2 separate regions of the Homo sapiens genome follow, and region 2 is linked to region 1. The links are chromatin loops, found by intact Hi-C in ENCODE. Cell type or tissue: psoas muscle. All regions are shown on one strand.

Evidence for each region. A loop is a pair of places that touch in the nucleus more often than their neighbours do. Peaks named below come from ENCODE experiments on the same cell type or tissue, not always from the same donor. Only the 100,000 strongest peaks of a DNase experiment are listed, where the experiment ranks them.
Region 2: it touches region 1 in a loop (3.0-fold over the local background); 3 of 110 quality-filtered maps call a loop at or near these places.

The regions. Positions count from the first base shown.
Region 1 is chr6:72,818,242-72,820,741 of GRCh38, reverse strand. The region is part of intron 1 of KCNQ5 (potassium voltage-gated channel subfamily Q member 5); the gene reads right to left. Among named protein-coding and RNA genes, the nearest start is that of MIR4282, 150 kb to the left of the region's middle. In psoas muscle, no CTCF peak of the experiment used is centred here; a DNase peak (open chromatin) is centred at 971; H3K27ac peaks cover 2,500 bases.
Region 2 is chr6:72,746,282-72,748,781 of GRCh38, reverse strand. All of the region lies in intron 1 of KCNQ5 (potassium voltage-gated channel subfamily Q member 5), which reads right to left. Among named protein-coding and RNA genes, the nearest start is that of KCNQ5-IT1, 120 kb to the right of the region's middle. In psoas muscle, no CTCF peak of the experiment used is centred here; no DNase peak of the experiment used is centred here; H3K27ac peaks cover 1,157 bases.

The DNA.
Region 1 (2,500 bases):
CATTAATATCTTGAGGGTTGCCTGTCTTTTTCTGTGAGTCTGTCTTTGATGTGATGCCAAGGAGAGAAAAAAAAATGCTGCCACATTCTCTGAGCCTTTCACCCAGGCTTCCTCTGTCTTCCTGCTTTTACATATTTTATTCTCCTCACTATAGGAAAACAAGATACTCAAATACACTGCTTATTAAAGAACACACCTACTTTTTGGAATTCGTAGATAAACTTACAACCTATTAAATCAACTTACAAAAAAAAAAAGAAAGAAAGAAAGAAAGAAAAAGAAGGACCCAGGTAAAGGGTGACTAGATTTGTTAGTGTCCTCAATATTTCACCCTGCCTGCTTACCCTCATATTAAGGTAAGTGTTTAGGAGCACACACTTCGTCATCCTGACTCTCTGAGCTTGAATCCCAGTTCATAGTCTCACCAGTTGGATGACTCATCCAAGTGATTTAACCTCTTTGTCCCTCAGTTTCCCCAAATTTACAGCTGATGGTGATAGTATTTTGGACTTCAAATTGGAACCGTGAGGTCCTCTACTTGTTCAACCTGCATGTACACACACTATGACAAGAGAAGCTGACATATGTCTACAGAGAAAAATATAAACTGAGACACAATTCTTACTGCAGAGTGGAAGCATCTGTCCTTAATGGGCCTACACTGGTACAATGGATTCTAATGACCCAGATGTGAAGAGGGAGAAAAATGGAGGAGTAGTGTAATACCCAGATGGAAGGGACTTTAAAAGGGGATCTGTAAAGCAAAAGGCAGAGGAAGGAATGGGAGCAGAGAAGACCAGAGAGGAAGCTCAGAAAGTGTCAGGAGCAGAAACCAAATGTAGGGTTCTATTTCCAAGTCAACAGGCTGCCAAGGAAGTGGCAATAGGTGCTGTTGCAATAGGCAGACAAACAGGAAGCTTAGGTTACCTTCGGAGAAGCTCAAGAGGCACTGGGACAAAGCTGAGATGGCAAAACATGATAGGTGAGAAATTACTCCAGTGAGACATACCAAGAGGCATGATGGCTCATGCTAGCCTGTCGGCCAGAGCCCCTGGGACACTGGACTGGAAGCCAGGAGATAGGAGAAAGGAGTTTTTCCTGGAGCAAGGGCATGTATCTATAGGACCCCAACAGTTTTACCAACCATTCACATTAGATATTCCTGACTTGGATTGCTTATGGAATATCAGATAATTCTTACTTTTGAATACTCTTGGAAGAAACACTAAATAGTACTGATTTTAATAGTGATTTGTACAAAAAGGGCTTTAAATTATGAAATAATATGAATCAAGTTATGTAATATGATTCCATTTTAAATTCCTGGTATTTTCATTCATCGATATGTTGATTTTTTAGTAGCTTTATTGCTGGGCGACTATAGTTAATAATAACTTAATTCTTTATTTTATAATAACTTAAAGAATGTAGTTGGATTTCTTGTAACTCAAAGGATAAATGCTTGAGGGGATGGATACCCCATTCTCCATGATGTGCTTATCTCACATTGCATTCCTGTATCAAAACATCTCACATACACCATAAATTTATACACCTACGATGTACCCACACAAATTTTAAAAAATAATTAAAAAATTAAAATAAATAAAAATAAAATTGTCGAACTGTTAAGAAAACCAAAAAACAAACATTAATTCCCTACATCTAGTGCACATCTTACTAACTTTTAAGATTTTCAAATCATGAAATAACAAGATCAATAGTAGTAAGAATTTTCTACCTCATAATGAATGCACGCAGTCATTAACTCTTTTTTCAGAGCATGTAACATGTCTAACAAAGCATATGTATGTATCTGACTGAAGCATTACTGTGAAATAGAAAACAATGCCAATTTTATCTTGTTATTAAAAACACTAATTCTTTGTTAAAGAATTAATCAAAGATTATTTAAACAAATACTAAAAATTATTTAAAATATGAAAATGTTTTTAAAACTTAAAAATTTAAATTAAATATTTATTATTTTAAAATAATACATACTTTATAATTATTAAAGAATCATTTAGTAATTCTGTTATTAAAAGTTCCAAAATATCTCAAAAATAATTGTTAACACAAGGGTTAATAAAATAACTCATATGCTGTAATATTTATACTTCTGTAAAAGATAAATCAAATAAAACATTTCCAATTTAATTTATATTATATTTTAGTTAAATATTAAGGGCAATGTTTATGTAAATTTCAAATTACCTGATCTTAGCTTTTATAAAACCAATAATTAAGATTGTCACATAGGTACTACAAATACAACTGAAATGTATAGTACTCAGAAAAATACCCTTCCTTGCTGTTTTCTTCTTGCAGTATGCTTATTTTCTGTGAAAAATCGTTTTTAAAAATTCTAACAATTTCTTAACAATACACACAACTGTATTAATACAGACTCAGAAAATTTATTAAATCAGAGACGTATGGTTATAATCAAGAGAGAAAACAAGTTAACCTGTTAAAACCATGATGACATTAACATGAT
Region 2 (2,500 bases), 72 kb after region 1:
AGTTTGCCTGGTACAGCACCAACAGGGGCAGGTTTGTCTCAGATACCATGCTGTCTATGATGAAAATCTGTTTAAATTCTCTTTAGGAACAACTGCCTGATTTAGTGAGATTTTTCACTCAAAGTAGTTATTAAACGCATTTTTCTTAGCATGGGCCTCATATCCCTTAATGAAGGTAGAAACAAAGCAAGAAACTCCTTAAATTATGGAAGAACAAGGTGTAGGAATTTACAGTCTTTTCTCAGTTATTATGGGTGAATTGAAAGTCATCTGTGGTTCTCAAATTTTGCTGTATATTCAAATCACTTGAGAATTTTGTTAACATGCAGATTCTGATTCATTAAGTCTGGGGTGGGACTCAAGATTCTCATTCATAACAGGCTGTGAAGTAATGCACCAATAGGCGGTTGTTTTATGGAATACTTTTTGAGTAAAAAGAACCCAGGGCACAGTTCTGTGACAGAAAGGCTACATACAACCAACAAGTTGATACTGAAGTCACTTTTGAGTTTAACCTTAGCTTGATTCCATCTCTTTCTCTAGTTTTTGTATTTGCATTTAAGAACAGGTTGGAATTAAAAAAACAAACAAACAAACAAACAACTATCACACATCAACTGTATAAAAGATCACAGACAGCAACTACTCTCCCAATCTCAACATCATTCCTCTTCCCTTTCCCCTTTCTGGTTGGTCTTACACAACCAAACCACACTTTATTCTTAACAAGCCATCTTACACTTTTCGGAGATGTATAGATTATACAACGAAAAAGACTGAAGATTTTCTGACGTAGGATTTTTCTAAGGAAATGATGTGAAATGAAAGTCCCACTGAACTACAGTTTGGGAGAGCTGAGTGTTTTCTTGCTTCATCTCTCACTACTTAAGGGAAAGCCTTTTCTTTATTTATAAACCTAGTAGGATCTTGCTTTACCAATTTAACAACCCTGTTGAAGGTGTTCAATGAGTTCTTACAGAGGACAGCATTTTGAGTACATTTTTTAAGCATTATAAAAATACAGTATAAGAATTATTTTAAGATATGATATGGACAATGGCAATTCATATGCTATGTAACTAACTAGACTGAATATCATTGAGGACAGGAATGTATGCTATGCTTCTATTTTTACAACCCTGTTTTTTCAGTCATTTATCCCCATGTTAGGTATAGTATTATAAAAAATATCAGATGATTAATGAATTGTCTGACTGAGAAAGAAAGAAAATTGTAGTATATAATGCTGACATTTGAACCTGCCTTTTAATTTGCCATCATGAAACAGAAGGTACTAAAACTAGCAGAGAAATTTTTATCCGATTTTGTGTCATGGGCCACTTTGGCAGTCCCATGAAGCCCGAGGAACTATTTTCAACAGAATTGTTTTAAAATGCATAAAATAAAAATATTCCAAGGAAAAATGAGTATATAGAAATAGTTATCAAAATATTAAAAGAATTCTTTATTAATGCATTAAATAAGGTATCACAGCAGGTCTAAGTAGCTAACATAATTCTGAAGAAGTGCTAAGTATAAATTATATTTGAGATATATTCAATACCTGTGATATAATTTAAAATTAATCTAGGATTTCTATTGATGCCATAACCCCTGAGGTTTGTGGCTTACATTAATAATTGAAGGAGATATCAAATATCAGTTAGAGTTAGGAAAAACAAATACATTTTTTTTCCTATCCAAATTCTGGACCTTAGGTTATCATCAACCCCTGAACTAGAACATAAATATAAGGATTATAATCCTTAAAATAACTCAAAATCCATATCTTGTATCATTCTAGGCAAGACTTAGAGTGTAACACATAATCTTTTGTTATTATAATTAAGAGTTTGCAGTTCTGCTAGATAGAATCAAAGAGCGTCATTATTTTCCGCAACTACTACATTAGTATCTATAATGTATGGTATACATTAGTTTAACACAAGAATGTAGCATAACATAAAAGGATGTTGTTAATGTTAATGTTCTTGATGTATTATCTGGTAGTGTTTGGTCTCAATTTATTATCCTCAATGAAATTTTCTAACTTTTTTCCTTATTCCTGTACTCAAAATTACATTAATGGTACTTTGAAAGAAAAGATGTTGCTATGAGATTTTGCTTAGAGTCAAAATAAAGCATTCAGCTAAATATATCCAATGTAGTTGTTGAAGCAAGAGGAAGAAAACAATTCTAAGTATCTTCTTTAGAAGTGATGCAAACCTTGTTTTGTTTCACTGTTGCTTCAGGTTTAGTTCAATGACTACTCCCATTAGTACCTGTCAGCAAATCCCTGACTCACCCTTGATCACTAGCCTGTCTACCCTGGTACATCTGAACTGCCTCCCAGTGCTTTCTGAAAGAAAGTAAAAGTTTAACAAGTTGCACGGAGAAAATCATGAGAAAGAGAAGACTGGGTATCAAGAAACCAGGTCTTGGGGCAGGTCAACAATAATGCAGACTTTTAAATAAGGTGGCAATCGGTAGCAAGGGGAAT